Linked DNA regions of Homo sapiens: region 2 is linked to region 1. Evidence: chromatin loops called from intact Hi-C (ENCODE). Cell type or tissue: mammary epithelial cell. All regions are shown on one strand. Links, peaks and the distances in the headings refer to the core of each region. The heading gives the core; the rest is flanking DNA. Region 1 has its middle 22 kb from the start of PKP2. Region 2 overlaps PKP2 (plakophilin 2).

What was found. Hi-C counts contacts between places; a loop is a spot of excess contacts. Peaks named below come from ENCODE experiments on the same cell type or tissue, not always from the same donor. Only the 100,000 strongest peaks of a DNase experiment are listed, where the experiment ranks them.
Region 2: a loop joins it to region 1, with 3 times the contacts of the local background. A loop is called at or near these places in 6 of 110 quality-filtered maps.

The regions. Positions count from the first base shown.
Region 1 is chr12:32,912,955-32,924,913 of GRCh38, reverse strand. No RefSeq gene overlaps it. Among named protein-coding and RNA genes, the nearest start is that of PKP2, 22 kb to the right of the region's middle. In mammary epithelial cell, for the core only: a CTCF peak has its summit at 5,599 (motif pointing right); DNase peaks (open chromatin) are centred at 4,233, 5,223 and 7,533; H3K27ac peaks cover 5,569 bases.
Region 2 is chr12:32,836,871-32,848,829 of GRCh38, reverse strand. It overlaps PKP2 (plakophilin 2), which reads left to right. Exons shown (of 13, transcript NM_001005242.3): 6 at 7,625-7,802. Among named protein-coding and RNA genes, the nearest start is that of PKP2, 54 kb to the left of the region's middle. In mammary epithelial cell, for the core only: no CTCF peak of the experiment used is centred there; no DNase peak of the experiment used is centred there.

The DNA.
Region 1 (11,959 bases), core at 2,517-10,516:
TGAGATACCATCTCACACAAGTCAGAATGGCTATTAATAAAAAGTCAAAAAAATAACAGATGCTAGTGAGGTTGCAGAGAAAAAGGAACACTTAAACACTGTTAGTGGGAGTGTAAATTAGTTCAACCATCGTGGAAAACAGTGTGGTGATTTCTCAAAGATCTAGAGGCAGAAATACCATTTGACCCAGCAATCCCATTACTAGGTATATACCCAAAGGAATATAAATCTTTCTATTACGAAGATATATGCGTGAATATGTTCATTGCAGCACTATTCACAACAGCAAAAACATGGAATCAACCCAAATGCCCATCAACGAAAGACCGGATAAAGAAATGTTGTACATATACACAGTGGAACACTATACAGCCATAAAAAGGAATGAAATCATGTCTTTTGCAGGGACATGAATGGAGCTGGAAGCCATTATCCTCAGCAAACCACTGCAGGGATAGAAAACCAAACACCTCATGCTCTCACATATAAGTGGGAGCTGAACAATGAGAACACGTGGACACATAGCAGGGAACAACACGTAGTGGGGCCTGTTGGTGAGGGCAGAGGGAAAGCATCAGGAAGAATAGCTAATGAATGCTGGGCTTAATACCTAGGTGATGGGATGCTCTGTGCAGCCACCACCATGGCACACATTAACCTGTGTAACAAATCCGCATATCCTGCACATTTATCCCTGAACTTAAAATAAAAGTTGAAGAAAAAAACATTGTTAATGAGGCAGATGACTCTGGAGGAAACATTTTGCAAAACCATCCAACAGAATGCCTCCTCATCCCTAGAGGACCCGGTTCCTGGTCCCTCAACTGCTTCTTATGTTTCTTTCTCACCTGAAAAAAATAAAATACAGTGGACAGTAACCTTTTAATCAAAACGCAGCATGGTAGTTAGAGACATTAGGCCCTAACGGAGGGTGGAGGTTGGGAGGAGGTAGATAAATCTGGAAAAACAACTAATGGGTACTAGGCTTAATACCTGGGTGACAAAATAATCTGTACAACAAACCTGCGCGTGTACCCTTGAGCTTAAAATAAAAATTTTTTAAAATTGTTCAAAGTTGGCCAGGCACAGTGGCTCACGCCTGTAATCCCAGCACTTTGGGAGGCCAAGGCGGGTGGATCATGAGGTCAGGAGATCGAGACCATCCTGGCTAACACAGTGAAATCCTGTCTCTACTAAACACACAAAAAAAATTAGCTGGGCGTGGTGGTGGGCGCCTGTAGTCCCAGCTACTTGGGAGGCTCAGGTAGGAGAATCCCAGGAGGTGGAGGTTGCAGTGAGCAGAGATTGTGCCACTGCACTCCAGCCTGGGTGACAGAGCGAGACTCCGTCTCAAAAAAAAAAAATTGTTCAAAGTTATGATTTTAAGATTAAAATTGAAGTGTCAGTAGTATGTGAGAAAGGTTAAAGGTGAAATAAAACTATGTGTTGGCCCTGACCAATTAGGAAGTCGTTGCTACTGCCCAATCAAGAGAACAAAACTTGGGAACTTGTTGTAGAAGGCAAGAGAGGGAGAAAAGAAATGAACCATTGCATCAAGATTTTGAGCCTGAGTTTTCCTAAGAAACTGAGGGAAGCATGAGTCATAGACAATTTTAGCAAAGTCAAGAGAAGGACCAAATGTTGATGGACACAGAACGAGTTTGGGCTTAACCCAGTGTGATGGTTTATATTGACTGCCAACTTGATTGGACTGAAGGATGCAAAGTATTGTTCCTGTGACGGTGTTGCCAAAGGAAATTAACATTTGAGTCAGTAAACTAGGAGGGCAGACCCACACTCAACCGGGGTGGGCACTGTCTAATCAGCAGCCAGTGCAGCTAGGATAAAAGCAGGCAGAGGAACTTGGAAGGACTGGACTGGCTGAGTCTCTCTTGCTGGATGCTTCCTGCCCTCGAACATTGGACTCCACGTTCTTCAGGTTTTGGACTCTTGGACTTACACCAGTGGTTTGCCAGGGGCTCTTGAGCCTTCAGCCACAAACTAAAGGCTGTACTATTGGCTTCCCTATTTTTAAGGTTTTTGGGACTCCAGCTGGCTTCCTTATCCCTCAGCTTGCAGATGGCCTGTTGCGGGACTTCACCTTGTGATGGTATGAGTCAATACTCCTTAACAAACTCCCTTTCATATATACATCTATCCTATTAGTCCCTCTAGAGAACCCTGACTAATACGCCTAGCTGTTAAGACTTGAAACTTCACCATCATCTTTGTTTCCTCCCCTCAACAAATAACCAGTATGCATTCAACTAACTTTTTTTTTTGAGCCAGAGTCTCACTCTGTTGCCCAGGCTGGAGTGCAATGGCATGATCTCGGCTCACTGCAACCTCCACCTGCTGGGTTGAAGAGATCTCCTGTCTCAGACTCCTGAGTAGCTGGAATTACCGGCACGTGCCACCACGCCCAGCTAATTTTTGTATTTTTAGTAGAGATGGGGTTTCACCATGTTGGTCAGACTGGTCTCAAACTCCTGACCTCAGGTGATCCGCCTGCTTCAGCCTCCCAAAGTGCTGGAATTACAGGCGTGAGCCACCACACCCAGCCTCAACTAACTATTTTTTGAGCATTCATTCTTTCTAAATTAAAACAATAAAAGACAGCAGTAGTTCACAGAAGCCACACTTCGCAATTTCTACCCTCCTTTCCATTTTATCAGCCATGGCATTTCCCAGTCTCCCTACCTTCGGCCTCATCCTCCAGCAGTATGTCTTACACACCACTGCCAGTTACGTCTTCCCAAAGCACAGGCCTGATGGTGTCTTTTGTTTTCTTGACAACTTCCGTTTATTGCTGAAGAAAATATCAAGCCGTCCACAATGTGCTCCCAGTCTACCCTTGCTGCTTTCTCTCATGTTTAGTGGGTGCTTAAGAAACACTCGTGGGTCATGGGGGTAGAGGGGGTAGGAGTACAATGGCTTGGCAAAAGGACAGTCATTACTGGCTATGATATAAATTTTTATGCTCCAGTCTATAATCCAAGAATATGTCATTTTGTTCAATCCACTTTAGCATCTAATTGGGTAAAAGTGAAAACTCAGTCCTCTTATTTGGGGCTTTTAAACAATGTCTTAGGGATTTATAAAGTTCCCAGAGTTTCAGAGTTAGGAACACTCAGTTTAAGGCAAAGCCAGGTATTCTTTCCTCATTTTGGAACTGTTTCTTACTCAGAAGCTAAAGAAAAATATTCATTAATCCCTACCAGTTTTTCACATACTAATGTGAAATGCAGAGGCATTTTAGATTGATGCCTCATCACTTAGTCATTCATAAATGTTAGAACATTCAGCTCAAAAATAGATAAAGTTCTCGCCCTGTTTATTATTTCTGATCATTCCATTGTCTACAGCAGCAAGTCCACGGCCCACCAGATCAGCTGACTGCTGTTTTTAGTGTCTATACAAATTTTTCTCTTCACAGTTTTCTAAAATGTATCTGCCAACCAATGGTGACATAAAATTAGTAAGCATTAAGGAAATAAACTGAGGACTAGTTATTTCCCCCATATAGAAGGTGGTAAAAGCTACGATTTAAAATGAAGGGCCACGCGCAGTGGCTCATGCCTGTAATCCCAGAACTTTGGAAGGCCCAGGCAGGTGGATCACCTGAAGTCAGGAGTTTGAGACCAGCCTGGCCAACATGGTAAAACCCTGTTTTTACAAAAATATTTTTAAAAATTAGCCGGGTGTGGTGGCACATGCTTGTAATCCCAGCTACTTGGGAGGCTGAGGCAGGAGCATCACTTGAACCCGGGAGGCGGTGGTTGCAGTGAGTCGAGATTGCACCACTGCACTCCAGCTTGGGCGTCAAGAATGAAACTCTGTCTCAAAAATAAAATAAAATAAAACATTTCATTTTATGTTCAGATTGTAGAAGCATAGGACAGATATAATGAATAAAAGGTAAGTAAAATGACATTTGAGAAACACGAGGAGGAAAAGCAACCAACATTTCTCGGGCATTGAGGAATATGTCCTGTAGTTCCCACACTAGCCTGTGATTAGTGGCTAATCTAGCTGCATTGTCTTCAGCAGAGTGTCCTTAACCAAATCTGTTGGTTCCACCTACACAATGATGGTCCCTGGAACCAACGGTAATCCCATTTCCTCTGTGCGCTTTTCTTTATAATTGATTGTTCTTCCTCTGCATAACTACATATACTTCTCTTGTCTACATGTCCGTTAATAGCCTAACTTCCTCTTCTCTTTTGTTTGTAATTTGGGTGTGTCCATGTTACTTAGCAAATGTATTTCTTAAAAGTTTGTATATCAAATATTTATGAACTTAGTCATAGTATAAATGTACTGGTGAAATTGCCGTTTAAAGACATCTTTGATGAATGCTATTATAAGGTAAAAATCCTGAAAGTAGGCCTGGCACGGTGGTTCACGCCTATAATCCTAGCACTTTAGGAGGCCGAGGCAGGTGGATCACCTGAAGTCAGGAGTTCAAGACCAGCCTGGGCAACATGGTGAACCCCGTCTCTACAAAAAAAACAAAAATTAGCTGGGCGTGGTGGCAGGCACCTGTAATCCCAGTTACTCAGGAGGCCGAGGCAGGAGAATCATTTGAACCCGGGAGGCGGAGTTTGCTGTGAGCCAAGATCACATCATTACACTCCAGCCTGGGCTGGAGTCATGAAGGAAGAGGCCCCATGAATGAGATTAGTGCCCTCATAAAAGAGACTCCAGGCCAGGCATGGTGGCTCACACCTGTAATCCTAGCACTTTGGGAGGCTAAGGCAGGAGGACTGCTTGAGATCAGAAGTTCCAGACCAACCCGGCCAACATAGTGAGACCCCATCTCTATTTTTTCAAAAATAATTAAAAACCAAAAAATTACAATTAACAGAAAGGAGACAACAGATAACTCATGGCCCTATCTGCCCTGTCTGTGAGGAAGCAGGCCCTCACCAGACACCAGTCCTTTGATTTTGGACTTCCCAGCTCCAGAACTGCGAGAAATAAATTGCTTTTCCTTATAAGCCACCCAGTCTATAGTAATTTGTTATAGCAGCCCAAACTAAGACACGAACTTTCCAAACCTACTTTTACTTTTTTTTTTCCTAAGCAAGACATCTTAAGCATTGTTATTCTTTGGATACCTAAGTTTTAGCTCACCGCAGATGGTTATGAAGGGAGTCTCGACCTTCATCACAGACTCATTGAGTTTTCTTGGCATCAGTCTGCAGCATTCTTACTTTTAAGTTCACAGTACTCTCTTTTTATGAGTCATATAACTTTAAATGCACTGACAGTTTCATCATCATTATCATAGTTTTAGCATGTAGAGTTTAGTTTAGGCTCTCTTTGAATTCACTGAAACCACCTGGTCCTAGAAACAACTAAACAAAGGTGTTTATATTGGAAGCACTCAAAAAGATCAAATGTCAGGGTCAAATCCTGTTTGTTGTTTTCTTCATTCTTTTAGCATTTCTGGTGAATGAGGTATGCAAGAACTGAAGAATACATGCTCTAACTGATGGGAAAGAGAAAGAAGGCAAACGACATCTTATTTCAGTCATTTAAAAATCACAAAGTTTCAAATGAAAAGGAGAATCCCCTAAAACCACCACTTGGTGTCACTGCTGTAGCTCAGCCCCCACTTCAGAGGAGAAAAGAAGCCGGTGCCCTCCTAAATCAGTCGCAGGAAAAGAAAAACAAGGGGAATAATGTTATATATTTTCATGGATTTTTTAAAAGGTAATCTTTTATTTTATTTTCTTTTATTTTATTTATTTATTTTATTTTGACTGAGTCTTGCTCTATCACCCAGGCTGGAGTGCAGGGGCGCAATCTCAGCTCACTGCAACCTCTGCCTCCTGGGTCCTGCCTCAGCCTCCTGAGCAGCTGGGATTACAGGCAACCGCCACCACGCCCGGCTGATTTTTGTATTTTTAGTGGAGACAGGGTTTTGCCATGTTGGTCAGGCTGGTCTAGAACTCCTGACCTCAGGTGATCCTCCGGCCTCGGCCTCCCAAAATGCTGGGATTACAGGCATGAGCCACCACACCCGGCTTCAATTTTAAATTGGGTTATTCCATCATGTTTCTTTTTCTTGCTCTGTAGAGAGAGGAGAATTACAAGAAGGGGCTGAACAGATACTACTGGACACAGGCAAACATTTAGGGCCCATTTCTGCCATTCTCAAATGTAGATTTGCATCAAAATTCATCTAAGGATCTTTTTAAACACACAGATCACTGGATTCCACCCTGGAACTAAGAATCAGAGTCACTGGGGTGGGGTACAGGCATTTATATTTTTATAAGTTTCTCAAAGTGATTCTGAATATTAGTGAGGTTGAGAAATCTCTGTTCTACTTTGCCCTACATCTCTCTTAATTTATAATATTAGAGAATGAAAGCTGACCTCTCTGATTCTATAAAACCCAACAATTTTATATTTTCACATCCTCACATGTCACTCAAAATGAAGTTTTGGATGTACACTATCCTTCACTCATCCCTTCTTTCTTTCACCTTCTTTTCTTCATGTCACCTCTTTATTTTTCTCTTCCTTAATTATTATATAGTGTATACTCGCTTCATAACAATAATTATATATTATGCTTTACTTACATGTCTATTTTCTAACTGAAGGAAAACTGAGCTGGCCTCACATCCCTTTGTTATTTGATTCTCTCTTCTATGATGAGCACTATCTTAGTTGCTCATCAGCAGCATTATTCCTCATTAAAAAACAAAAAACATCCTTTGTTGGCCAATTATATGCCTGATTCTATATAAAACATTTCACATACACATATTTTTTCACAAAACTCTATGTGGATAGTACCATTAACACACCTTTACAGATGAAGAAATTTAAGCCAAAATAATGCCACTCCACCCTTAATTAACTCAGTCTTAAAGTCTGAAATACTAATGCAAATACCTTGTCTGGTTTTCACTCTCTCCTCTAGATGCTGCTTTGTCTCACTAGAACTATCACCTTGCTGCTGACCAATTAATTGTCCAGTGTGCAGACTTCAAGGAAAATTAGACTAAAAGTTAAATATAAAAAGCTCTATATAATGGCCGGGTGCAGTGGGTCACACCTGTAATCCCAGCATTTTAGGAGGCCGAGTGGGTGATCACTTGAGGTCAGGAGTTCAAGACCAGCCTGGCCAACATGGTGAAACCCCATCTCTACCAAAAAATACAAAAATTTGCTGGGCATGGTGGTGTGCACCTGTAGTCCCAGCTACTTGGGAGCCTGAGGCACAAGAATTGCTTGAACCCTAGAAGCCGAAGTTGCAGTGAGCTGAGATCATGCCACGCCACTACTCCAGTCTGGGCAATAGAGTGATACCCTGTTTCCAAAAAAAAAAAAAAAAAAAAAAAAAAAAGCTCTATGTAATGACATAAGATGCAATCTTCTTGATGAGTAGTATTGTTTTTGGTTGCTAGGGAAGAAAAGCCAGGGGCAAACCACAGAACTGTAAGCCAACTGCCCTTTAATAATCCAATAAACTTAAGATATTTCACAATATTTTGCTGGGAGTGAGGGACAGAACAACCTGTACATTGGACAAAGAACCCAATAAGTGACCCCCACCTTTGGATAATAAATTGAAGGTGTTGAAGTTGATGTATTTTTGTTTGATAAATCTTGTAGTCTTTCAATAACAGTACATTTTAGCTCTTCTGTAGGAAATGTCAACAATCTCAAATTTCTTGCCTGCTTTCAGACTTCAAAGGAGATGGGTGACTAAAAACAGACTCACCCAACCAATCATTTATGTAAGAAATACTGATTTGATTTTAGCACACTGCCTAATTCTGCCTTCTTCCTGACACAACAACTGGGAAGAATATCAAAGCAAAAATTGCATTGCTAAGTCTGATAATAGCCAAAATAATGATTATACTAGCACCAGATACTCGAAACACTGCCAACAGAAAGAAAACAGATATTGTTCATTTTGCTTACTTGAGTAAAACCGAAAAAGAAATTCTGAATCCCTGCCGAGTGCTAGGGCCTATATCTGGTGATCATCCAGCTGTGATTTTTTTTTAATTGAGGTGACATTTATATAACATAAAATTAACAGTCTTAATTCAATGGCATAATTACACTCACAGTGTTGTACAACCACCACATCTAACTAGTTCCTAACTGTTTTTTATCACCCCAAAAGGAAACCCTATACCCATTGAACAGTCACTCCCCATTCCCTTCCCCTCCAGCCCCTGGCAACCACCAATCTGCTTTCTGTCTCTATGGGTTTACCTATTCCAGATGTTTCATATAAATGGAATCATACAATATATGACTGTATTAGTCCATTTTCACACTACTGATAAAGACATACCCGAGACTGGGAAGAAAAAGAGGTTTCACTGGACAGTTCCACATGGCTGGGGAGGCCTCACAATCATGGCTGGAGGTGAAAGGCACTTCTTACATGGAGGCAGCAAGAGAAAATGAGGAAGATATAAAAACAGAAACCCCTGATAAAACCATCAGGTCTCGTGAGACTTATTCTTACTACCACAAGAACAATATGAGGGAAACCACCCCCAGGATTCAATTATCTCCCACCAGGTCCCTCCCACAACACGTGGGAATTATGGGAGTACAATTCAAGATGAGATTTGGGTGGGGACACAGAGCCAAATCATATCATTCCACCCCGGCCCCTCCAAATCTCATGTCCTCACATTTCAAAACCAATCATGCCTTCCCAACAGTCCCCCAAAGCCTTAACTCATTTCAGCATTAACCCAAATGTCCACAGTCCAAAGTCTCACCTAAGACAAGCCAAGTTCCTTCCCCCTGTGAGTCTGTAAAATCAAAAGCAAGCTAGTTACTTCCTAGATACAGTAGGGGTACAGATATTGGGTAAATACAGCTGTTCCAAATGGGAGAAATTGGCCAAAACAAAGTGGTTGCAGGGCCCATGCAAGTCCAAAATCCAGTGGGGCAGTCAAATTTTAAAGCTCCAAAATGATCTCCTTTGACTCCAAGTCTCACATCCAGGTCACACTGATGAAAGAGGTGGGTTCCCGTGGTCTTGGGCAGCTCCGCCTCTATGGCTTTGCAGGGTACAGCCTCCCAGCTAATTTCAAGGGCTAACATTGAGTGTCTGTGGCTTTTCCAGGTGAATGGTGCGAGCTGTCAGTGTATCTACCATTCTGAGGTCTGGAGGATGGTGGCCCTCTTCTCATAGCTCCACTAAGTGGTACCTCAGTAGGGACTCTCTGTGGGGGCTCTGACCCCACATTTCCCTTCTGCGCTGCCATAGCAGAGGTTCTCCATGAGTGCCCTGCCCCTGCAGCAAACTTTTGCCTGAGCATCCAGGCATTTCCATACATCTTCTGAAATCTAGGCAGAGGTTCCCAAACCCCAATTCTTGACTTCTGTGCACTCACAGACTCAACATCATGTGGAAGCTGCCAAGGCTTGGGGCTTGCACCCTCTAAAGCCACAGCCCAAGCTCTACGTTGGTCCCTTTCAGCCATGGCTGGAGCAGCTTGGACAAAGGGCACCAAGTCCTTAGGCTGCAAACAGCCTAAGTTTCATGGGCCCAGCCCATGAAACCATTTTCTCCTAGGCCTCCAGGCCTGTGATGGGAGGAGCTGCCGTGAAGACCTCTGACATGCCCTGGAGACATTTTCTCCATTGCCTTGGTGATTAACATTCAGCATCTCGTTGCTTATGCAAATTTCTGCAGGTGGCTTGAATTTCTCCTCAGAAAATGGGTTTTTCTTTTCTATCACATTGTCAGGCTGCAAATTTTTTGAACTTTTATGCTCCACTTCCGTTATAAAACTGAATGTCTTTAACAGCACCCAAGTCACCTCTTGAATGCGTTGCTGCTTAGAAATTTCTTCCACCAGATACCCTAAATCATCTCTCTCAAGTTCAAAGTTCCACAAATCCCTAGGGCAGGGGCAAAATGCCACCAGTCTCTTTGCTAAAACATATAAGAGTCACCTTTGCTCCAGTTCCCAACAAGTTCCTCATCTCCTTCAGGGACCACCTCAGCCTGGACCTTATTGTCCATATCGCTATCAGACTTTTGGTGAAAGCCATTCAACAAGTCTCTGGGAAAGTCTCTGGGAAGTTCCAAACTTTCCCACATTTTCCTATCTTCTTCTGAGCCCTCCAAACTGTTCCAACCTCTGCCTGTGACCCAGTTTCAAAGTCACTTGCATAATTTCGGGTATATTTTCAGCAATGCCCCACTCTACTGGTATCAATTTACCATATTAGTACATTTTCACGCTGCTAATAAAGATATATCCAAGACTGGGAAGAGAAAGAGAAGAGGTTTAATTGGACTTACAATTCCACATGGCTGGAGAGGCCTCAGAATCATGGCAGGAGGCAAAAGGCACTTCTCACATCATGGCAACAAGAGAAAATAAGGAAGATGCAAAAGCAGAAACCCCTGATAAAACCATCAGATCTCATGAGACTTATTCACTACCACAAGAACAGTATGGGGGAAACCATCCCTATGATTCAAATTATCTCCCACCGATTCCCTCCCATAACACGTGGGAATTATGGGAGTACAATTCAAGATGAGATTTGGCTGGGGACACAGCCAAACCATATCTCCTAACTTCTGTGTCTGGTTCATCTACTTAGCACAATGTTTTCAAGGTTCATCCATGTTATAGCATATATCAGTACTTCATTTCTTTTTATGGCTGAATAATATTCTAATGTATGTATATATCACAATTTGTTTATCCATTCATCTGTTGATAGATATTTGGGTCTCCACCTTTTGGCTATTGTAAATAGTGTTGCTGTGACATGTGAGGGCCGGGCGTGGTGGCTTATACCTATAATCCCAACACTTTGGGAGGCCAAGGTGGGTGGATCACTTGAGCTCAGGAGTTTGAGACCAGCCTGGGTAACATGGCAAAACCCCATCTATACAAAAAATACAAAAAAATTAGCCAGGCTTGGTAGCACACACCTGTGATCCCAGTTACCCAAGAGGCTGAGGTGAGAGAGTCACCTGAGCCTGACAGGTCAAGGCTGCAGTGAGCCATGATCATGCCACTGCACTCCAGCATGGGCAACAGAGTGAGACCCTGTCTCAAAAAAAAAAAAAAAAAAGACGTGCTTATGTATTTGTTTGACTATCATTTTTCAGTTCTTTTCGGCATATACCTGCTATAGTCTGAATGTTTGCATCCCCTCAAAATTCATAGGTTGAAACCTAATCCTCAATGCAATAGTATAAGAGGTAGTTGGAAAAGGGAGAAGTAGCTTTATAGCCTTTTCAGATAATGTGGGCATTTGCTTTAATGTTACATGAAAACTCAACAGATAGAAGAATCTTAAAGGCTGGTTGTGGCAGGGCACAGTGGCTCACACATGTAATCCCAGTAAGCTGCGAGGTCAAAGAGGGCAGATCACTTGAGGTCGAGAGTTAAGACCAGCCTGGCCAACATGGTAAAACCCTATCTCTACAAAAAATACAAAAGTTGGCCAGGTGTGGTGGCACACACCTATAATCCCAGCTACTCGGAAGGCTGAGGCAGGAGAATTCCTTGAACCCAAGCGGTGGAGGTTGCAGTGAGCCGAGATCACACTGCTGCAGTCTAGCTTGGGCAACAGCGTGAGCTCTATCTAAAGAATAAAAAAAAGGTTGCTTGTAATGTGGAATCTGAAACTATATTAAGTTTTCTTAATCAATTACATTAAAATCTATCTGTCTACTTTGCACTTTGAATAGATCTTTCAATCATGCATGATCATAACATTATAGATGTTGTTACCTTGAGTTATGTGTCTCCTCCACATGTTGATACATATATTATACAATGGCAAAAAAATCATATTTGTTAATACAACCATTAATCTCATTAGAAAAATATGGGAAGCTGGCTGGGTATGGTGGCTCATGCCTGTAATCTCAGCACTTTGGGAGGCCAAGGCGGGCAGATCACCTGAGGTTGGGAGTTCAAGACCAGCC
Region 2 (11,959 bases), core at 1,545-9,544, 75 kb after region 1:
CTTAAAATATCACATTTTAAAAAATTCAACATTCATTTTAGATTTGGGGTTACGTGTTCAAGTGTGTCACATGGATATATTGTGTGATGCTGAGGTTTGGGATACGAATGGTCCTGTCACCCAGGTACTCAGCATAGTACCCAACAGATAGTTTTTCAACCCTTGCCCCCGTCCTTTCCTCCCTCTTTTATTCATCTTTAAGTCCATGTATACCCAATGTTTAGCTCCCATTTGTAAGTGAGAATATGTGGTATTTGATTTTTTGTTTTTGCATTAATTTGCTTAGGATAATGACCTCCAGCTGTATACATGTTGCTAAATATCACATTTTAAATTCTGATATATTTTAATGTTATAAAACTATGTGAGGTACCATGCTACTCTCTCTATTCTCTTTTTCTTTTTGAGACAGAGTCTTGCTCTGTTGCCCAGGCTGGAGTGCAGTGGCATGATCTCAGCTCACTGCAACGTCTGGTTCCAGGGTTCAAGCAATTCTCCCTGCCTCAGTCTCCCAAGTAGCTGGGATTACAGGTGCCCACCACCACGCCCAGCTAATTTTTTGTATTTTTAGTAGAGACGGGGTTTCGCCACGTTGATCAGGCTGGTCTTGAGCTCCTGACCTCAGGCGATCCGCCTGCCTCCGCGTCTCAAAGTGCTAGGATTACAAGCGTGAGCCACCGCGCCCTACCAGTACCATGCTACGCTCTTGCCAGCATTCTGTCAGGTCCCATGAGGGATTTCTTTTCATATCCATGATTTGTATTCAAATGCCTGTAGAAATTAAAAGTGATTCCATTCATTTAACCAACATTTACAGAGCAGCTTTCAGGGGTCAGGTACTGAGAATCACAGCCTAGGGACGGTGTGGATTTGGGGTTTTTTTGTTTTTGTTTTTTTTAAAGGATGGGGATCTCGCTGTGCTGCCTGGGCTGTTCTTCTGGGCTCATGAGATCCTCCTGCCTCAGCCTCCTCAGTAGCTGGGACTACAGGGACATGCCACTGCACCCGCGTTGGATTTTGTTTCTCCATCTACTAGTTTTATAGTCAGGAAATACTTCCTGAAGGGGTTATGTTTCATTGTGGACCTTAAAAAAGGAATAGGCTTTGGATTGGTGTTTTGAAAGAGGATGAAAGTTATTCCTGGCAAAGTGAGCATCACTAGCAAGGCAAAGAGGCAGAAAGAAACTAGCTGCCGGTCATTTAGAGGAGACATGGAAAATAGCGTGATTTGGAGTTAGGGTGCCTGGTAGTTAGAAAGCTTGGGAAGTGTGTGTGTGCTTGCGTGCGTGTGTGTGTGTGTGTCAAGGGAACAAGCCATTGAATCACGCTTCCTCTTCTCCTGCATAGGCAATAGGAGACTAACGTCAGAGAACATTCTGTGATGTTGATGCCATGTGAAACCATTCAGGCATCATTAGATCATCTATAGAGTTGATAAATGGAAGTTGATTGTGCAGCACCCAGGATTTCTAGTATAAGCCAAACATCCCTACTGGAGGGTGTTCATTACATGCTAATTGAACCAAACAGACATTTGAACATCTGATACAAATCCTTCTAAATTACTCCCTTTGGCTCTACTAATAGAAGAGCTAAATAAGGGCTTTCTGGGCCTCAGAAATAAATTGTTAACCTAATATAGACATGTTTATATCTTTGTTTAGAAACACAAAGAAAGTAAGTATATATGTGAATCTTACTGGTCTATTTCTTTGACCTTTTTTTTTTCTGAACCCCTATTATGTGTTGGTCACTAAGCTAAGGCTTTCTGTTTTTTTATCCCTATTTCTCCTGACAACTCCGTAAGAGGTGAAAGCATAATTGGTGACTTACATATGATCAGTGTGAGACTCAGAGGGGTTAAGTAAATTGCCCAAGGTTGCCTAAATGGTAAAGAACAAAGCCCAGGTTTGAACCTAGTTGTATCTGAGTGTTTTGCTGTCACCCCACCTACTTTTGAGGCACGTGATGACTCATTTGTATAGTCTTTGAGAAGGGGCTTGTCTTTGAGACTCCTCTGATCAGAGAGCTCTTCCTCACTCCTCTGACACCCTTCCTCTCTCTTCTTTTTTTTTTTTTTTTTTGAGAAGAAGTTTCATTCTTGTTACCCAGGCTGGAGTGCAATGGCGCAGTCTTGGCTCACTGCAACCTCTGCCTCCCAGATTCAAGCGATTCTCCTGCCTTAGCCTCCCAAGTAGCTGGGATTACAGGCATGCGCCACTATGCCTGGCTAATTTTGTATTTTTAGTAGAGATGGAGGTTTCTCCATGTTGGTCAGGCTGGTCTCGAACTCCCGACCTCAGGTGATCTGCCGGCCTCAGCCTCCCAAAGTATTGGGATTACAGGCGTGAGCCACTGTGCTGGCCCCTCTGTCTTCTTGTCTCTGCCTTGGTTCAAGCTGTCTTCATCTCTCGCTCTACTTCTGCAGTAGTAGCCTAGGATCTTCTCTTCTAATGAAAGAACTTCAGGATCAAAGACACCCCCACTCCCCCCACCCCGGTGAGATTGTTCTTTCTCCCTTACTAAGTGAGCGTGGTAGTGTTCCCGTAATTGAAATGAGAACGGCACATCTTAGTCTCAGAAGTTCATCTTCAAGGTCACTGAGTAGTGAGCATTGGCTGGAGTGAGCAGGGATATGCCTTGGATTAAAACGGACAAGTCATGATAAGAGTGCAGCAGGGGTTCTTATCCCTCTTTCATTACATATGAAAGAGTCAGGGTAATTGTCAGTGAAATGTGTTAAAACTGCATATTAATCCCTGCATATTTTATAGAAGTACTTAATTGGATTGCTGTATTTAATAAAATACTCAGAATGTTTTGCTATAAAATATTTATTATGCACTTTCTTTAAGTAATTGTATATTATTTTATTCCGCATTCGTAATGTGTAACAAGGTACCCTGGGTTTATATATAACTTGGAATACGTGGCCGTTTCAATAATCTGATATTCCAGTTAAGATTTGCAAAATTTAGGTGAAAGGAGGGGTATATCTATGCAAGGGAAATTGTAAATAAATAAAAAAAAATTCCTCCCACTCTTTGACCACTTTGAAAAACACGGTTAAAAAGAACCAGTTTTCTTTCTTGTCCTTGTCCGAGCGGTCATTGTCCTCATCTCTGCCTCCTCATTCTTTTTCACTGAAGATAGGGATTTATTTAATCATAAAACTTGTAAGTTTTGCTGCCTATGTGTTAAGGCAGATTTGTTAAATTACTATATTTTCTGTCCTAGAGGTCATTAATTTTTTTATTATTATTTTTATTTATTTTTTTGAGACGGAGTCTCGCTCTGTTGCCGAGGCTGGAGTACAGTGGCATGATCTCGGCTCACTGCAAGCTCCGCCTCCCGGGTTCACGCCATTCTCCTGCCTCAGCCTCCCAAGTAGATGGGACTACAGGCACCCGCCACCACGCCTGGCTAATTTTTTTTGTATTTTTAGTAGAGACGAGTTTTACCATGTTAGCCAGGATGGTCTCAATCTCCTGACCTCGTGATCCGCCCCCCTCGGCCTCCCAGAGTGCTGGGATTACAGGCATGAGCCACCGCGCCCAGCCGAGGTCATTATTATTTAACATGAGTTGTAATATCTAAGCTCCCTTTACTGGTTAGCTATTTTTTACAAACATCACGGTTGGCAGTAAATTTCTGGCTAATGGAGTTATTGTCTCTTATAATTGGTAATTATTCTAATTATATCCCTTAACAGAGTCCAGATCCCTTTCTTTTTGGCTAGAATGAGAGCCTCATGGTAGAAAATTACAGGCAGACAGACCATCTGCAACAAAGAGCTATACTAGTAGACATTAAGACACTATGAAAAAATTGATCAGAAGTTAAGGATGAGACACATGAAAACCCAAACCGTAAATATTATATTAGGTAATCCAGAATCTGATCATTGAAGGGACATCTATTCAGAATCATCTAGTCTATTGGTTTCCTCATGCCCAAACTGGAATCTTTTTTTAAAATATAAGTTCCTGAACTCCATCCTGAGACTCTGGCTCAGCAAATTTGGGGCATGGCCCAAGACTGTGAGTCTGTTTTGTCACTGGGCTCATTTGGAAACTGCTCATCTAGTCTAACACTTTAATTTCAGGGTAAAAGCCCTCATCTACTTTCTGATAAGAGATAAGCTAATTTTTATTCCCTCTAGTGATAGAGCTGGGTCTTACAAGTAGTTCTTTCTGTTTTCTTCAAAGCTCTCTTAGAAGTTTATACTTTCAGTGAGCCAAAATCTCCTTCTTTAGAATTTCCACTCATCGGTTCTGGTTTTGCCTCCTCTAGTCATGGAAAATGATATCTAGTTGTTTAAATTTGTATTTCTTTAGTTACTAGAGAACATGGATTCCTGTGTACATTAGCTCCTAATATCAGTTGGTTTTGTGTTATGTACCTTCCCAATTTTTCTACTGGTGTTTCGCTTTTTAGTGATTTATAAAAATTCTATATATTAAGAGTATTAAACTTTTATCTCATATTGTACATATTTTCCCAGTTTGTAGTTGGTTACTCACTGATTTTGTGTGAGGGTATGTGTGTATGAGCATATGTAATTCTGAATCTCTATTGAACATCTTAGTTCTTTCACAGCTTTCATGCCACCCAGAAATTTGACAGGCATGACATTTCTATGCAAAATCCTATATTAGAAATTCTAAAATTATGCTGAAACTTCCAAAATCATATACTTTTGTAGAAATAATGGAGCATGGCAAGCTCTAAAGGATATTGACTGTTGAAGGAAAATTCCACTCCCTTTGTTCCAATTAATCCTCTCTGGTTTTTATTGTAAGGTGTACTTTTTCTTTGAGTGTCCTGTGTGGTCCTTTTTAAAAGGAGGAAATGTCATTATGCTTCACATTCTTAAGCTTCTGGCAGGCAGAGACTATTAATTTGTTTGCTTATTTAGGACTAAAGAAGCTTTTGTTTTTTTTCTTCATTTCTCTCTTCTTTCTAACTTGCTTTTGTAGCTTAGTAACCAAAACTCAGCCTCAGACTTGTCTTTAAATTGTTTTCAACCACCTTCTGAGTTTTATCTGTCCCTCTTCCAGGGCCTCTTAAGGAGAAGCAGGAGGAATGAAGTCATTGTATTGCAAAACCTGTGGCTGAGGGACACTGCTCCTTAACCCCAAATGCTAGTTTGATCAGGAAAATACCTCCTCATAAGCCAGAAATCTAGTCCTCACAAGACACCAGACACAGTGTCACTGTATCTAATGGAAGCTCTGTGTAGGCTCCAGTGGAAATCTGGTTACAGTTTCAAAAAGTAGCTACCTGTGCACAGCAGAAGCAAACTGTTTAAGCCCAAAAGACTGCATGAAGCCTAATGTGTTCTAATTGGTTGGACCAAATATAAGTATGCTGAGTAATTACCAAGCTTTAACTATACAGGCTCTTATTTCAGGGGAGGTGATGTTTGCCACATAGTTCAGCCAAGTCTGCCACATTTGCTGTGTTCATAAAGGAGCCTGCCCTGAGTACCTATGCTTCCTCTTTCCTTTGTACAGACCATACAGTCAATTTAAGAAGTAGGAATGGCTGGCCGGGCGCGGTGGCTCACGCCTGTAATCCCAGCACTTTGGGAGGCCAAGGCGGGCGGATCACGAGGTCAGGAGTTCGAGACCAGCCTGACCAACATGGTGAGACCCCTGTCTCTACTCAAAATACAAAAAAATTAGCCGGGTGTCGTGGTCTGCGCCTGTAATCCCAGCTACTCAGGAGACTGAGGCAGGAGAATCACTTGAACCCGGGAGGCAGAAGTTGCAGTGAGCCAAGATTGTGCCACTACACTCCAGCCTAGGTTACCGAGTGAGACTCTGTCTCAAAAAAAAAAAAGTAGGAATTGCTGGGCCAGGCACAGTGGCTCACGCCTGTAATCTCAGCACTTTGGGAGGCCGAGGTGGGCGGATCACCAGGTCAAGGGTTCGAGACCAGCCTGGCCAACATGGTGAAACCCCGTCTCTACTGAGAATACAAAAATTAGCCAGGCATGGTGGTGTGTGCCTGTAATCCCAGCTACTCGGGAAGCTGAGGCAGGAGAATTGCTTGAACCTGGGAGGCAGAGGTTGCAGGTAGCCGAGATTGCGCCACCGCACTTCAGCCTTGGCAACAAAGCAGTACTCCATCTCGGGGGAGAAAAAAGAAGTAGGAATTGTTGCCTGGGCAGTGAGAAGGATAGGGTAGAAAGGGAAGAGTCATCCCTTCTCTTTCTGCCCCTCTTCTCCTTTTCCTGGGCATTAGTGAGTTAGTGTAACCCATTACGGTATGAAAGATAATGAGGCGGGCCAGGCAATGGCTCATGCCTGTAATCCCAGCACTTTGGGAGATCGAGGCAGCAGATCATTTGAGGTCAGGAGTTTGAGACCAGCCTGGCCAACATGGTGAAACCCGTCTCTACCGAAAATACAAAAATTAGTCAGGCATGGTGGCGGGCGCCTGTAATTCCAGCTACTTGGGAGGCTGAGGCAGGAGCATTGCTTGAACCTGGGAGGTGGAGATTGCAATGAACCGAGATCAAGCCACCACTGCACTCCAGCATGGGCAATAGAGTGAGACGCAGTCTCAAAAAAAAAGAAAGAAAGATGACGAGGCAACTTTACACCTGCTGGGAGTCCCTGGAATAGCAAGCAATCAGTGTACAGTCTTCCTTCCACTGAATCAGAAGGATTCGAGCTCCAAATTTCAAAAACAAAAAAAATCCTAAACGTATATGCCACTTTCTATTTTCTCTCAGTACTCAGCCTCAGTCTGTATGTCACAGTATATACCTTATAAAGTACAACATGCTATTATCTCAGTTTCTTCTGGATTGGCCTATATGGTCTTTCTCTTTAATATGGGGGATTCAAGAGGAAAGAGAAAATTTAATGAGTAAATAGGGTACTAATCTTTGAGCAGTACTTAGGCCATGCAAGTTGGCCAATAGGGAAGATGCTGTTGTCTCTCCTTCACTGCCAAACTATAAAATAAGGATACATGAGGTAGCCAGAATAAATTGCTGGAGGACATGATTCTGTCATTGGGTAACAGTCAATAACATTAATTGGTGATGTTGATCAGCTTCCTGTTGACAGGCATGGAGAAAGGCTTTCTGCAGACCTTCCCTGCTCTTACTGGGAGGCACAATGTCAGGTGAAAGTTACAGTTAGTGGGGAAGGAGGCAGGGAAGATATTTTCCCATGTGTATCTAAGGGAGAAAAAAATATGACTCTTTAAAAATGTTGAAGTTTTAGTTACAATAGGACCATTTTAAGCCTGCCTATTGGTGAGCCCAGACTTTATTATCCCGGTCAGGTCAGCTTTGTGGTAGGGCCCTTTAGGAGAAACAGCAATAAATGCTTAAGCATGTCTGGCCTTTATTTGTATATCTGATTAGTTTAAACCTGCACAGTTTGTAGCCTAAGCCATGTATTTATTGCTCATGTGGGTCAGCCTCCATCACCATCTAATGAGTTCTAATTGGGTTCTTCTAGTTGAGAAAGAGGCTGGCCCCCCAACCCCCCAAATTTTTTTATGACTAGTCATAGCCCTGGAGTTGATGGCCTTGACTGAACTTTTCAGCGGTCATTTTGGTCCCACCCTGCACTGTTTTCATGGTAACTCTGTGCTTTTCTAGGTTTGCTGTGGAATTTGTCATCTAATGACAAACTCAAGAATCTCATGATAACAGAAGCATTGCTTACGCTGACGGAGAATATCATCATCCCCTTTTCTGGGTGGCCTGAAGGAGACTACCCAAAAGCAAATGGTTTGCTCGATTTTGACATATTCTACAACGTCACTGGATGCCTAAGGTAATGCTACCTGTACCCTGCCCTGATAGAAGATGCAATAAAAAATTAGGTAGCCCCAAGGAAGTCAGGATATATTCTGCCTTTGGTTCTTTTCTAGTTACACAGTTTGTTTGATGGTTTGTTTATTTTATTTATTTATTTATCTTTTTTAAAACAGAGTCTCGCTCTGTTGCCCAGGCTGGAGTACAGTGATCTACCTGCCTTGGCCTCCCGAAGTGCTGGGATTATAGGCGTGAGCCACCGTGCCCGGCCTACACAGTTTATTTTTTGAGAGACTTTATTTGGATGGTAACTGAAAGAATTTATTATGATAAGATGTTTATTTTATCTCCATAGTTAATCACACAGTAATACATATCAAATACCAATTTTGTGTAAAGCATTATGTTAGCTACTGAAGGCTATACAAAGATGAATAAGAAAACCCTTGGCTGGGTGCGGTGGCTCACACTTGTAATACCAGCACTTTGGGAGGCTGAGGCAGAAGGATCAGTTGAGGTCAGGAGTTCGAGACCAGCCTAGGCAACATAGCAAGACCCTGTCTCCACAAAAAAATGAAAAAATTAGCTGGACATGGTGGTGTGCACATGTAGTCCCACCTACTCAGGAGGCTGGGACAGAGAATCTCTTGAGCACAGGAGGTTGAGGTTCCAGTGAGCCATGATTGCACCACTGCACTCTAGCCTGAGTGACAGAGCAAGACCCTGTCTCAAAAAATATAAAACAAGAATATCCGTAAGAAATGTTTAGTGGAGCAGGGGACACAGATAAGCAAGTGAACTAGAAGACAGCTACAATGAAATGTGTTAGAGCAGCAGTTCTCAAAGCTGGCCACAGGTCCAGCACCACCTGGAAGTTGTTAGAATTCTCAGGTCCCACCCCAGACCTTCTGAATCAGAAACACTCAAGGTTGGGCCCAGCAATCTAGTTTTAACAAGCCTCTAGGTGATTCTGACAGTCACTGAAGTTTGCGAACTAGGATGTCAAAGGTGCAAGTGAAGTGCTGCGGGAATGCAGAACAAAGGACCATTCATGGCATCTGGTGAGATCAGAAGGGCACTAGAAAAGAGGTGTCGAGTGAGCTGGGCCTTGCTGGACTATTTTGGTAGTCAGAAATTCTCTAAAGATAAAGGACCACATTCTTGAAAGGCATAAGAAGTGCCTAAGTGGCCTTCCTCGAATCCATCTTCTGTACTGCCCATTGAATCTGCTTTTCTAGTGCACTTTGATCCATCGCTCACCTGCTTAAACATATTTCACGTCTTAAAGTTTCTCTCCAGCTCCCATTGCCTTACCACATAAAACAGAGTTCTTAGTATGGCAGATGTATTAGGACTCTTTCCATTGAAAATGGTGGGAACCGAACTTAAACTCACTGAAACAAGTCGGAATTCATTGGCCCATGTGGCTGAGATATTGCAGGTCACTTGAGGAAGTGAAGGAAGTATACCAGGAACCATGACCGTATTCCCTTTTTGGGACAGAATTCAGCATTCCTAGGACTCACTCTTTTTCTGTTTGTATGTCATCTCTGCTTGCTCTTCTTTTTTCATAGTGGGCTCATTTCCTGCAAATGCAAAGAAGCCTTCTCTACTGAGCAGATAACTTAATCGTAGGCAGCCCTTGCTTAGCCACAAAAAAAAAAAAAAAAAAGTGCACATCTTTCTTAAAATGATTGTGCCAATCACAGGGAAAGTTTTTTCCTGGCCTTGATTCAGAAAGGGGCACATCATTTGAGCAACTGTTGGCCTGGATTGTCCAAGCCTGGATCAGATACCTCCTTTTATAGCAAGGACAGCAAAATCTGTTACCATAAGAAAAGGGGTGGAAGAACTTAGTGGGTGAACCAAACAAAAATGGAAGACATCTTGGTCCATCACAGCATACACAGCCTTTTTCAGTCTATCCACAACCTTCATTACCACCTTTTTTCCCACAGATATACTTCACACCCACCAAAGTGCTTGCTTTTCCTTAGATGTCATAGTACTTTCATATCAATACTTTATTTAATTTTATTTGCCTGGTAAACATTTTCTATTATCTGCCTGTTGAATACTTAATCTCCTAACGATTTAAAACCAAAGATAAAGTTCATAATGTTCATAAATGTTCTATGAAACATTTTCCAGCTTCCCCAGCAAAAGCTAGTGCTTGTTCCTGAGGGTTCAAACGGGAGTTCATAGCCAAGTCACCACTGTTACTGATTTTGTCACATTGCTGTTATATGATAGTTGTTTACATACCTTTGCTACTATTAATAGATTTTGCCATAAAAGCTAAGCCTATGCATTTAAAAAACATTTTTAATGCCTGACACTTAGCAAAGTTTTCAGCATATAGTAAGTAAGCAAGGTATTTGAATAAAATGAATAAATGAATGAGTGAACAAATGAAAATTGATGGTGAAATTGGTGAATAATCAAGTCTGATAAGAGTATGGAGTTTGTGATAGAAAGTAATCAAACAGAAATTGGAAACATAGGCTAAAGCCAGATAGTGGCGATCTTGAGGATCACATTAAGGAGTTAATTTTTTTTTTTTTTAATTTTCGATTCAGGAAGTACATGTACAGGTTTGTCACACAGGTACATTGCGTGATGCCGAGGTTTGGCCTTCTAATGTGCCGATCACTCAAATAGTGAACTTAGTACCCAATAGATGGATTTTCAACCCTTTTTCCTGCTCTGTCCCTCCCTGCTTTTGAAATCCCCAGTGTTTATTGTTCCCATCTTTGTGTCTATTTGTACCCAGTGTTTAGCTCCCATTTTTAAGTGAGAACATGTGATATTTGGTTTTCTGTTGCTGCATTAATTTGCTTAGAATAATGGCCTCCAGCTGCATCCATGTTGCTGCCAAGGACACGATTTCATTCTTTTTCTTGGCTGTGTAGTATTCCATGGTGTATGTATACCACATTCTCCTTATCCAGTCCCCTATTGATGGGAACCTAGCCATGTCTTTGTTATTGCGAACAGTCCTGCGATGAACATGCGAGCGCATGTGCCTTTTTGATAGAACAATTTATTTTCCTTTGTATATACACCCAGTAATGGGATTGCTGGATTGAATGGTAATTCTATTTTCAGTTCTTTGAGAAACAGGAGTTAATTTTTTTCTTCTGTAAGCAAAATTAGCTAGTATGGAGGACAGAGATATGATAATTTTTGTGGGAAGAAGAAGAATAATAGTATTAACAGGAAAGGTGTATTGTGAAGGTAAAAATCTAAAGGCAACGATGTTAGTTACAAATCTCTTCCTGTAGTCTCCCCTTATGATTGATGAGTAGAAGCTATACATTGGTTGGTTGTAGCAATGCCCTGGTTGGCACACATTTTTCAGAACATATAGTAGCTGAATACACTCCAGTCAGAATAGCACTGTTTTAAACAGTGTTTGCAAAACAGTCCAGACCACTCATTTGAATTTCACCTTCCAAAAGCAGAATATAGCCAAAATCTGGGAAGTGAGTGCCATAATGTATATGCTTACTAAACTGTCCATTCCGATTTCATCTGTATATCTAATTTATAACAATAATAGCTAACATTTATTGTTGTTATGTTCTAGAAACTGCTCTAAATGCTTTATGAGGCTTTTCTCAGTTTACTCTCAGTAGCACTCCCTACAAGATAGGTTTTCCTCATTTTATAGATGAGGAAACAGCCTCAGAGAGGTTGAGTGATTTTCCTAAAGTCATATGGCTAGTAGTAGACAGAGTTGAAACTCAAATGCCGGAAGCTTGTCTTCAAATTCGAAGGTCTTAGTCAGTATGCTAGATACATTAGTATTTGTCACATGTCCACAGATTGTGATTTTGTGGATAAAGCCCCTGCCCTTCATAGTCTCAAGACATCACAGGGTCAGATATTGCCAATTTACAGACATATTCAGTTGTCATTATGGGCACTGTATCAGCATTTCAGTGTTGTTCTTTTTGAAGTTCTGTGCATGTAGAACTCTGCACTGCATTTCATATAATCAAAGAAGATACAAAGATGAAGCATATGAAATGGGACACCTTTCCAAGGTAGGAGATGGCATTGTAGACAACTTCAGGGTAAATGTTGTCACAATGAATAGAAAGGCCACTAGGAGAATACTCAGGATATGAGTCAGAATGTAAGAAAAGAACTCCATGGAACCTGCAGTCACGT